Linked DNA regions of Homo sapiens: regions 1, 3 and 4 are each linked to region 2. Evidence: chromatin contacts called from ENCODE Hi-C or POLR2A ChIA-PET data. All regions are on one chromosome and are shown on one strand. Each heading gives the region's core, a stretch centred on a gene start or an enhancer-like site at or near the end of the contact. The rest is flanking DNA. Distances are from core to core; before and after follow the strand shown. Region 1 holds the start of ZNF367 (zinc finger protein 367). Region 2 holds the start of FANCC (FA complementation group C). Region 3 holds the start of HABP4 (hyaluronan binding protein 4). Region 4 holds the start of PRXL2C (peroxiredoxin like 2C).

Region 1 (2,700 bases), core at 46-2,545, 1.1 Mb before region 2:
ATAGCTGTGCATTTGTGTGTCTTTCACAGAGAGAAAAGCTATTCAGCTTAGTTATCTGTTATTATACAGTCGTGTTCTAACTTAATTACCAATCCTAACCCTTAACCAATGGATATTCATTCATCCATTCAGCAAATATTTATTGAGCCCCTACCGCGAATCAGGCGGTGCCTGGGAATCTGTATTCCCAAGAACAAAACGCAGCTCCCCAGGCCACATCTAGCGGGTAGGAAGCCGGGCAACCCCTCCGCCCGGTCCTTCCTCTGCAGCCTGCGAGCCCCACCCGGGCCGCGGTCGGCGCCAGCCAGGCGGGGCTGGGGCGGGGCGGGCAGAGGACGTTGGGGCTCCGCGCGTCCCGGCGCGAGTACTAGGACGCGGCCGGGGCAGGTGGGGGCCGAGCAAAGTAGGGCGCTGCCCCGACTCCCGGAGCAGCCGCTCGGTAGAGCGGGGTCGCCGGGGTGGGGAGATCCCCGAGGCAACTTCGGGGCATCAGTCCAGGGTGAGAGTGTCTACTCTCGCCCGGCTCTTGTGGCCTCCGCGCCGCGAGCGGCCCGCAGGGACTTCGGAGGCCACTTCCTGGACTCTCCCCTTTCCACAGATGGGGAACCGGAGGCCCACAATCGGCCCGGAGGAGTCAGGGCGGTGCTGACAGGGCTGGTTCACAGAGCGTGCAACAGCTGAGCAGACGGAACTCGATTAAGAAACCAGGCACGCCGGGTGCCCATCAGGACCTCGGGCAGCAGAGACTCCAGCCGCCGGGCGGGTGGTGGGACCGAGGGCGGGGCGGGCGGCGGGGCCCCAGCCCTTTAAACTCCCTGCGCGCGGGAACCGCGGCCCAACAACCAACGGCGGGCGGGGCCGAGCGGGGCGCGCGCCTCCACCGCCCAACGATCACCACCCCCCCCGACCCCGCCCCGCCGCTGTCCAATCAGCCGCCCTCTTGCCGCCCTCCCCGCCGCCCTTGTCTCCCTGGCCCGGACTAACCACGCGGAGGGACGGCGGGGCGGGGCGGCAGGCGGGTGTGTCCGGGCGAGTGGAGACGCCGCGCGCTCCACTGGAGTTTCGAACGCTGTTGGCCCTCCAGACAGAAAAAAATATAAGAGCGGCGGCCAATGGCGAGGTGGGAAGGACCCGCGCGCAGACCCGGCCCCGCCCCGGCCGGCTGGAAAGAAGGCCAGGCCTGGCCATTGGCTCGCGCCGCCTGTCACTCGCCGGTGCGGCCAGCGGGCAGCGGCCTCGCGGTGACTGGTTCCGCCCAGGCGCGAAATGTAACGCGGGAAAAGCCGGGGCAGGCACCGCGGCGGCAGGTTGTTATTTTTGGGGGCTCAGCGCCGCGCGTCCTGCTTTCCTGTCACCGCAAGGGCCGGGCCGCCCGCTGCTTCCCACCCCTGCAGCCTGCGCTGCGGAGTACAAAGAGCGGAGGGCGCGCTTGACCTGGGGCTGGGGTCCAGCCCTGCCCGCCGGTGCCGTCTGCTCAACTAGTTAGGTGGCTGCTGCGCAGGATTCCGGGAAACGTCAGTCTGCCATGAGCCGGCAGGACTGAGCCTGCGACTCGGAGCAGAGCGAGTGAGGGGCAGAGCGGTGCTCAGGAGTGCGGCCCGGGGCCGCCGGAGCTGGGGGTCGGGCCGGGCGATGATCCGGGGCTTCGAGGCGCCCATGGCGGAGAACCCGCCGCCGCCGCCGCCGCCCGTCATCTTCTGCCACGACTCCCCGAAGCGGGTGCTGGTGTCGGTCATCAGGACGACCCCGATCAAGCCAACGTGCGGCGGTGGAGGGGAGCCGGAGCCGCCGCCGCCGCTCATCCCCACCAGCCCCGGCTTCAGCGACTTCATGGTGTACCCGTGGCGCTGGGGCGAGAACGCACACAACGTGACGCTCAGCCCTGGGGCCGCGGGGGCCGCCGCCTCGGCCGCCCTGCCTGCAGCCGCAGCCGCCGAGCACTCGGGGCTTCGTGGCCGGGGCGCGCCCCCGCCCGCCGCCTCGGCCTCCGCCGCCGCCTCGGGAGGTGAGGACGAGGAGGAAGCGAGCAGCCCAGACAGCGGCCACCTCAAGGTGAGCGGCGCGGGCGGGCGGGCGGGCGGGACGTGGGGCAGCCGGGGCCCGTTAACGGTGCGGCGGGCGGGGCGGAGTTGAAAACGCGAGGTCGATCCGGCTACGGCGGGGGCTGCGGCTGACAGGATGCTGACGTCACTGCCGCGCGCCAAAAACCGGCCCCAGTCGGGGGGGGCCTGTCACGTGACAGGCGGGAGCGGCGCGGGAGACCGTCCTTGCGGCAGGTGCAGTGGGCGGGAGCGCGGCCCGGGGTCGCTGGGGAGGCCGGGTCAACGGCCACTGACATCCTCCCGGCGGGCTGCCGAGTCCTCAGTTCCGAGAGGAAACGAGAGGGATGAGGGCCTTGAGTTGTTCCACCGACTGCGAGAGGGCAGGGAGCGCACAGTGTTTGCTCCATTACTGCAGATCGCCCTCGCCCTGTTAAAAGATGCCCTGCAGAGACAGCCGAAGAGCAAGAAAGGACTTCTGGGCCTGTTCTGCGGCTGAAGTTGTGCCTTCGCTGCCTTTCATTTATCCAGCATACTACTTGCTAGGTGTTGAGAGCACATAGTGGAATGGGACGCTAAAATTGCTTGCAGTCTCCGACTGCTTAAAGCTGGGAAGGTCGTTACCACTGGTTCAAACCTATTTTACAGATCAGGCAGCTGG
Region 2 (2,899 bases), core at 191-2,690:
TTTTTTAACTACCTTTAATTCTTAAACAGATTGTTGCTATTGCTATGCTATATACTTATTGTATCACTTATAAATGTATAACCTCTGCAAATTAGTCTCTGAATTGAAAGTATTCATTGGTAAAACGGGTATTTCTTCACCATAGGAATAGTTGGACATGTTTAAATACTTGAGAGCTATTTTTATTACAAGCACACACAGCTTTGTGGTGTTTTTTGTTGAGACAGAGTCTCGCTCTGTTGCCCAGGCTGGAGTGCAGTAGTGCGATCTTGGCTTACTGCAACCTTCGCCTCCTGGGTTCAAGCAATTCTCCTGCCTCAGCCTCCTAAGTAGCCGGGAGTACACACTAATTTTTGTATTTTTAGTAGAGACGGGTTTTTGCCATGTTGGCCAGGCTGGTCTCAAACTCTTGACCTCAGGTGATCCACCCGCCTCAGCTTCCCAAAGTGCTGGGATTAGAGGTGTGAGCCACCGCGCCCGGCCTGTAGTGTGTTTTTGAACGTATATGTGAAGTTGTAGCTTTTTTTTTTTTTTTTTTGAGACGGAGTCTCCCTCTGTCGCCAGGCTGGAGTGCAGTGGCGCGATCTCGGCTCACTGCAACCTCTGACTCCCTGGTTCAAGCTATTCTGCCTCAGCCTCCAGAGTAGCTGAGATTACAGGCGCCCGCCACCGCGCCCGGTTAAACGTTTTGTATTTTTAGTAGAGACGGCGTTTCACCATGTTGGCCAGAATGGTCTCGATCTTCTGACCTCGTGATCCGCCCGCCTTGGCCTTCCAAAGTGCTGGGATTACAGGCCTGAGACACAGCGCCCGACCTAAGCTGTAGTTTTATGATTATGATTTATGGTTGTGAGGCATTGATTTAAGACATTTTAAAGCTTAAGTCGTCAGATCCTAGAAGAAAAAAAAATTCACCAAGACAAGCTAATGCCATTGTCATAAATGGGAGTTTGGAGAAAATTTTATTAATATTTGTTTGGGTGGTTTATGTACAGCGTTGAACTGATTTGAACCCCGACCAAACACTGTATGGAACTAATGTACGGTAGGGGAAATCATTAACTGAAGATGCCTTTTTTGTTGCTATTGTTTAGAACGCAGTTAGAAAATCTTATTTTAGAGGTTTTACCCCGTTGACAAAGCCTCAACTTTTCTTCAAAAGAACTAATTTCCATTTTACCTCCCCTACATTTTGAACAGAATATGGAAGAAGCCAGCGCCCCTTCTCCGCGGGCGCTGCTGCAACCCTGCTCCCGCCGGGGCTTCCGCGCGAAACCGGGAACACTGGAGCAGTACCGACTCCGCTCGCCTAGAACCCGCCCCAGCCGGGCCCACTTCCGCCAGAGCCCTGGCCGCGCCCGCCCCGCCCCACGGACCCGAGATTCGTCGGAATTTTCCCGCGACGCCGCGGGAGCGCGCGGGGCCGCTAGCCAGGCCCCAGAATGCACTGCTGACACGTGTGCGCGCGCGCGGCTCCACTGCCGGGCGACCGCGGGAAAATTCCAAAAAAACTCAAAAAGCCAATACGAGGCAAAGCCAAATTTTCAAGCCACAGATCCCGGGCGGTGGCTTCCTTTCCGCCACTGCCCAAACTGCTGAAGCAGCTCCCGCGAGGACCACCCGGTAAGCGGCAGGCCGCAGAACGCAGCGAGGGCGGAGGCTTCCCTCGGGGGTCTGGCCGACACGTCAGCGGCGAGAGCGGGAGGAGGAGGCGAGGGGCAAGAGGGAAGGCTCGCGAGAGCGGGTGGGCCAGGCGCGCCTTGCGGTGGGCGAGAGGGGTTCCCGCCGGCGCAGGGCTGTGGCTAAGGCTGAGGCGGGAGGCGGGAGGCGGGAGGCGGAAGGTGGCGGGCGGTGCCAGCCCGCGGGGCGGGGCCAGGGCGGGGAAAGCGGGGGCGGGAGCCGGCGCTGGGGTCGCGCGGAAGGGAGCCCCCGGAGAGGCGGGAGCCGGGTGTTGGCGTTTTGGTTCTTTTTGTTCATTGAGCGCAGGCAGCTATGTCTTCTTCAAAGGAGAGGAGCAAAGGTGAATTTCTCTGCCTCGGACTCGTGGGAGCCGTGAAAAGCTCGCCCCTTTGAGCCGGTCGCCCTCTACAGCTGGCCTCGTCCTCCCCGTCCCTCACACCCCTGCCCCCAAACCCCATTCGCCGGGGCGCCAGGAGGGGCGAGGTCCAATTAGAGGAGCCCGGGGCGCGGCTGTTACCCCTCCCGCCCTCCGCCTTTTATTCCCGGAGGGAGGCGGGTTCGCAGAGGCCAGTGTCTTCCCTCCATTCTTTTTGTGGACGCCAGGCCATATCTTCAAAGCCCGTGAGAGATTTTTCAGGTGCTGTTTGTTGGTTTGCTCTTTTTAATTTTTTAGGTGGGTGCGTTTACAACTACGAACCCTCTATGATCTTATGTGTCCAGCGCACCGAATGGGGGAAAAGACTTGGAGTTTTATAACATGGGAAATTGGGTACCAGAATCTTAAGGGAAGAGACCAAGGAGTTTTCTAGCAAAGTCCTGTATGTGCCTGGACTTTTGTTCTAATCTGAAACTTGGAAAACTCCCGGGCATCTGATTTTATTCTAACTTGTGCCCCATTTAATGCATCTAAACTGTGATGTGATTTGACTTAGCATTTATCAAATGAGCAGAGCACTTTTGGGCCACCCAACTTCAGCTCTTTGTGGCTGTCACTCACTGTCAGTGATATGCCCTCAGACAGATCGTTTTCTCCTTACTCCCCTGAAAGGTTGTTACAAACAGTAGAATTCATACCATGTGTTGAGATCATTCATTACCTAAGCTTAGATGGAAAACATGTTCATTGCGACTTTATACATTAAACTTGAATTGATGTTTCAATGTTATGTGCTGTACCAGAGTCACCTGGAAATAAGCACTCATATACATTATTCATATA
Region 3 (2,700 bases), core at 10-2,509, 1.1 Mb before region 2:
CTGCCACTGACGCAGTTCGGTGAGAGAATGAACTCTGAAGCACCCTCCCCGTCCACAGGCAGCAGGACACCACGCTGCGCACCGGTTTTTCTTGCTAAATAGGGAGTGGGGAACTCCGAATATTCTTGCTGGAAAGGTTAAAAACGCTTTTCTTAAAGCAGCCTTGAGCTATTTATAAGTTGCACATCCCATCAACACCACACGAAGTACTGAAATACGATGCCGGCTGCCTCCTGGAAGCTACCGGACGGAGAAGGGGCGAAGGCGCCAGGCCGGACCGCGCCGGGGACCCCCGCCCGGGCCCCGACGTCACAGGCCGCCCCGCGGTCGCCCAGGCCTCCGGCATCACAGAGGCCCCCAGCCCCGGGACCAGGCGCCCTCCTCCTCCCCACCGCGCTCTCGGGTGGCTCCGACCTCAATCTTGCAGAGGCTGGGCTGGAAGATGAAGGTCCCCGCCAGGTCTGGATGTGGGAGCCCCGGGGTAGCGACCTCAGCCGTTCGCCCCCACACGCCACCCAGACAACCTCCCTCAACTTCGTCCAACTTGCCGTAGAGCCTCAGTGCCAGGGTTCGAGGGCCCTATCCCACCCCAAGCCAGCGTTTCCCCCGGAGCCCCGCACGAGGCTGGCGAGAGCTGGAAGGGGTGTGACCCCTGCCCCTCTCCTCCTACCTTCGGCGGCCACCAGGACCCTCAACTCTCCCTACTGTTCCCGGGCCCCTCCTCCTGAAACCGGCCCCCGGGACCCCAGTCTCACAGCGGGCCGAGCCGTGGTCCGCTAACCCCGCTGTCCCCGCGTACCCGGCGCCTGCAGGCCGCCCCCGGGGCTATCGGGCCGCTGAGCGACGGGCGCCGGGAGGCTCTTGCGCTCCTTCTGCGACTCCCTCCGGCCGCCCGCGCCGGCTCTGTGGCCCGAGGCCCCGGCTGGGCTCCTGCCGCCGCGGGGACCGGCCCCGGCCGCCGCCGCCGCCTCGTCGCGCCTCTTGCGCTGCAGCTGCTGCTGGCGCCGGCGCTCGGCCTCGCGCAGGATGTCGAACGGGTCCGACTCGTCGTCCAGCAGCTGATGGAAGCGGTTGGCCACCACGCAGCCGAAACTCTCCTGCATCGCGGCGCCAGCGGCAGCCACGGGACTCCCCAGAGCGCCCTTCATGCCGCCGCGACCACTGCGGGCCCGGGAGGGCAGCCCACGCGAGCGCGTCTCAGCGAAGCCGGCGGCCAGGACCCATGCCGCCCGCTCCGCCGCCACCGCCCTCCGGGCCCTACCCTGTCCGGCCCCTACCGGCGCCCGCCCCCGCGGCGCCGCCGCCGTCCGCCCCGCTGCGCCAGACAGCCAGTCAGCGCGCGCGGGTGCGCCCCCTTTCCGACACGGCGCGCCTGGAGACCCAATCACCGACCGGCTGCTGTCACGTCACGCGACCTCTGGGCCCCGCCCCGTTCGCTCAGCAGGGAGGGGCGGGGCCCAGGGGCGGAGCTACTGGCTGGTCCAGGCGGCGCCGACGAAGCGGTGGGGTCTCGGCTGTGTGTGCTTTCTCCCGGGACTGCGACCGTATTTGCTATGGGCCACTCTGCTTTGAAGCTTATGTATACATTTAGCCGTGCAACAGCTACATATTGCGCACTTACCGTGTGCCAGGCATTATGTTGTAGGAAATACTAGCTCCGTGTTGTCACAGATCTGAGTCTGTAGATGGAGAAAAAGTGCCCTGAAGGACAGGCGCAGAGCTCTCTACGGGCTGCAGCAAAGGGATCTGACCTAATTGGGAAATGACAGTTAAGCCGAGGGAGAGGGGTGACAAGGGGTTGGAGGAGGAACAGCAAGTGCAGCAGTCTTGAGGTGGGATGTGCACAGCCTATTCAAGCTCAAAGTGGTCTCTATTCTAAGAGCAGTGGGAAGCAAGTTTTGAGCATGAGCAGATTTGGGTTTGAAAAGGCCACCCTACCTGCACTGTGAACTAATAGTTTGGAGGGAAATACAAATGGATGCTGGGAAGCCAAACATGATTGTTGCAAAGCTCCAGGGAAGAGTTGATAGTGACTGGGATTAGGATGGTGGCGGTGGAGGCGAAGAGAGTAGATGGATTCAAAGACTTGGTGATGCGCTAGAGGTGGTGATGAGGGAGAAGAAGATACGGTGACTCTTATTTTCCTGGCTCCAGCATCTGAATGATAGTATTAGTTACCACTGGAAGACACTACTTTAACGGGAATCATTAATTCAGTCTGGGACACGTTGAGGTTTGGATATTTGTTTTCTTTTGAGATATTCAGTTGAGGCCTGGAGCTTAGAGAACGCCGGACTGGACTTCCTCCAGGAAATCTTTGCATAGGCAGCGGTGGAGACACGCTTGGCTGCCTATCCTACAGCCGTTCTTTCCCTCTTACATTTTTCCAGAGCCTGTATTTTGTTCAGGCATCATATTCCCCAGGGGAAGAGGGCCCCTTCCAGCCTCAAACTTGATTAATCATACATTATTCATTGCACCTGATTCCAATTCCTTGCCAGTAATTGGCTTAGGAATAGGCTGTGGGGCAAATCGGGCAGAACAGATCTGAGAAGTATTCTGGGAAAGTTTTTCTTGCACCTAACAAGGGATTGAGAAGGGATCTCCCCCCCTTCTGTTCCCTGGTCTTTGTTCCATGAGAAGACATGATGCCTCGGGTGGCTGTTCCTTAGCGTGGCCATGAGGATGGCAGAGCAGGAT
Region 4 (2,700 bases), core at 113-2,612, 1.3 Mb before region 2:
TCAGCCTGCACTTTGGTCATGCATTTATTTCCAAAAACTCATAAAGCTCCTGGCCAGGCCCAGTGGCTCATGCCTGTAACCCCAGGACTTTGGGAGACCACGGCAAGAGGATTGCTTGAGCCCAGGAGTTCAAAACCAGCCTGGGCAACATAGGGAGACCCTTGTGTCTACAAAAACAAATCTAAAAAAAAATTTGCCAGGCATGGTGGTGCATGCCTGTGATCACAGCTACTTGGGAGGCTGAGGCAGGAGGACTGCTTGAGCTCAGGAGGTGGAGGCTGCAGTGAGCCATGATCGTGCCAATGCTCCAGCCTGGGCGACAGAGCGACACCCTGTCTCAGAAAGAAACTATCTTGACTTAGAAACAGATCTATGCTTAAAATTTTGTAAACACGCTGCAGAGCTTCTCAAACAGAGCACTTAATGTGTGCTCAATAAAGTATAAAATCTTCACACAGGTGAAAGCCAGAGGATGCAGCATCCCCCTTTCCTGCACTTTGTGGCAGAGTCACATCAGTCACATAGACCTGCCTAGCACTCCGCCCCAGAAATATTCTTCAGCTCAACAAAGGCCATAGATAAAGGATGTACTTTCTGAACCCCAAATCCATACACAAGAGTGAGTAAACTTATGAAGACAAAGAGCCTGAATGTTATCTGGTCCTGCTCTGGAAATCTTGGACACACAGTTAGCACCCATGAGAAACCCCAGAGAAAGATGAACCTCTAAATCCAGGGCCAGTTTGGTCTCACAAAGGCTGAGATCCCCAGATTTCCCTATGCCTGCCTACCCACCCCAGGAGAAACTGAATTGGAAGTGTGGGATTTCTACAAAACAGCTGCTAAGTCATCTAACTTCATCATCCTCATCCCACCCAGCTCACCTTTTATTTCTTTATTTTTATTATTTATTTTTTTAAAAAACGGAGATGGCGTTGCCCTCTGTTACCTACCCAGGCTGGTCTCGAACTCCTGGCCTCAAGTGATCTTCCCGCCTCGGCCTCCCAAGTCGCTAGGATTACAGGCCCGGCCTGTGTGTTTACAAAACGTGGGCCTGGCCCTAGCCCACCTTTTACACATACACCCATTAGTTCTCGAATAGGTGAGAACATCCGCTCAGGTGGCCATGGAGGGCGCGGGCGGCTTTCTTCCTCAATAATGCTTGCTCGCCGTGGACGGACCTTACTTTCTCTCTCTGTCCCCTACCCTGAGAGCTGAGTCAGAACCGCCCGTGGGGTTCACTCCGACAGCTCCCAGGCCCGCGCCGCGCCGCGGAAACCGTGACTTGCCAGGCCCCACCTCTGCACGCCCCGCCCCGCCCCCCGCGCCCAACCTCTGCGCGCCCCGCCCCGGTCCGCGCTGACAGAGCGGACCCAGGCCCTCGGCCGCCCCGCGTCATGGCCGCGCCGGCCCCGGTCACGCGGCAGGTTAGCGGCGCCGCCGCCCTGGTCCCGGCCCCGAGCGGCCCCGACAGCGGGCAGCCCCTGGCGGCCGCCGTGGCCGAGCTGCCGGTGCTGGACGCCCGCGGGCAGCGGGTACCGTTCGGCGCGCTGTTCCGGGAGCGCCGCGCCGTGGTGGTGTTCGTGCGGGTGAGCGGGCGGCGGGGCTGGAAGGGAAGCGCGGCCCAGGGTCCCGGGCAGGCTGCCGGGATGCGAGCCGCGCCTCCTGCTTCTTAGGACGGAAACGGGAAGGCAGCCTGCCCAGTCGCGGCCGCTTCCCAACTAGGGCGGGGCAGGGAGAGGGCGAGGGCGAGGCCCGCTTCCCACGCGCCGGGCGCCCGAGCCGCCGGTCCCGGCCCCGCGGGCGTCGCCTTTGCTCGCGTCACGCACGGCGAAGTACAGGGATCCTTCGGGGCCCGAGGGTGCTGCTTTACTAACTTGCCCTTTCTGCCGTTTTGGCTTTCAGCATTTCCTGTGTTACATCTGCAAGGAATACGTAGAGGATCTGGCCAAAATCCCCAGGAGTTTCTTACAAGTGAGTTTCCCAGCGTGGGCGGCCCAGTGCCCGCTTCTGCAGACCTTGCGAGCGGGGCGGGGGAGGACGCGGCTCCAGCGCGGAACTTGCAGCCTGGATTGCCCCTCCCCGCAGCTCTCTCCACCCTCGCCCCTCCAAAAGGAGTGAGACGTCAGAGATCTATTTCTGCCCTAACTCATTGGGTGCTGCCTGGTGGTAAACGTACTAACAATTGTGGTGTTGCCTGGTAACCTAGTGCCTGTTCTCAAATGTTGACTGATAATGCCCTAAAACAAATGCTGGAAATGGTTATTTTCTTCCCTTTATTTTTTGTTACACTCCAAATAGCTGCTCATTATGGGAAAATACTAATATATCGTAAAGGTGCAAATGTTTATGTTAATAGGCTGCAAGTTCCATGTCCCTAGGACAAACCACATAGTTGTTTTTCTTGAGGCACAGATAGGTTTGTGCCCAAGTGAGCTTTTTGAGGAAAGGCATTGAGCAGCCTTTATAAAACAGATGTTCTTTCAGCAGACCTTGTCAATCAGGATGTGAAAAAATAACATTGATTAAATAACTGTGCGGCCGGGCACGGTGGCTCACGCCTGTAATCCCAGCACTTTGGGAGGCCGAGGAGGGCGGATCACGAGGTCAGGAGATCGAGACCATCCTGGTTAACACGGTGAAACCCTGACTCTACTAAAAATACCAAAAATTACCCGGGCTTGGTGGCGGGCGCCTGTA

Evidence for each region. Hi-C counts contacts between places; a loop is a spot of excess contacts on that map. ChIA-PET counts read pairs that join two places held with the same protein, here RNA polymerase II (POLR2A). Pooled maps may share reads with other maps.
Region 1: a loop to region 2 is called in a map of B cell, with 27 times the contacts of the local background. The contact joins the promoter of ZNF367 here to the promoter of FANCC in region 2. A Hi-C loop is called at or near these places in 2 of 168 maps with a recorded cell type or tissue (B cell and endothelial cell of umbilical vein), 15 of 37 single-sample maps with no recorded cell type and 14 of 50 pooled maps. POLR2A ChIA-PET finds 5 or more read pairs at or near these places in 1 of 52 experiments (H1).
Region 3: a pooled map shows a loop between it and region 2 (10-fold over the local background). The contact joins the promoter of HABP4 here to the promoter of FANCC in region 2. A Hi-C loop is called at or near these places in 7 of 50 pooled maps.
Region 4: a map of CD8-positive, alpha-beta T cell shows a loop between it and region 2 (11-fold over the local background). The contact joins the promoter of PRXL2C here to the promoter of FANCC in region 2. A Hi-C loop is called at or near these places in 1 of 168 maps with a recorded cell type or tissue (CD8-positive, alpha-beta T cell) and 14 of 50 pooled maps. POLR2A ChIA-PET finds 5 or more read pairs at or near these places in 1 of 52 experiments (WTC11).

The regions. Positions count from the first base shown.
Region 1 is chr9:96,416,965-96,419,664 of GRCh38, reverse strand. ZNF367 (zinc finger protein 367) reads left to right here and starts at 1,295. Exons shown (of 5, transcript NM_153695.4): 1 at 1,295-2,052. The coding sequence starts at 1,633. RefSeq lists silencers at 149-418, 679-1,338, 1,449-1,588, 1,889-2,128 and enhancers at 1-480, 481-1,014, 2,489-2,700.
Region 2 is chr9:95,316,250-95,319,148 of GRCh38, reverse strand. FANCC (FA complementation group C) reads left to right here and starts at 1,440. Exons shown (of 15, transcript NM_000136.3): 1 at 1,440-1,623. RefSeq lists a silencer at 1,769-2,088.
Region 3 is chr9:96,448,728-96,451,427 of GRCh38, reverse strand. HABP4 (hyaluronan binding protein 4) reads right to left here and starts at 1,259. Exons shown (of 8, transcript NM_014282.4): 1 at 800-1,259. The coding sequence starts at 1,148. RefSeq lists silencers at 742-791, 872-931, 942-1,481 and an enhancer at 1,762-1,841.
Region 4 is chr9:96,653,979-96,656,678 of GRCh38, reverse strand. PRXL2C (peroxiredoxin like 2C) reads left to right here and starts at 1,362. Exons shown (of 6, transcript NM_153698.2): 1 at 1,362-1,589; 2 at 1,906-1,974. The coding sequence starts at 1,398. RefSeq lists silencers at 1,274-1,363, 1,404-1,613, 1,754-1,823.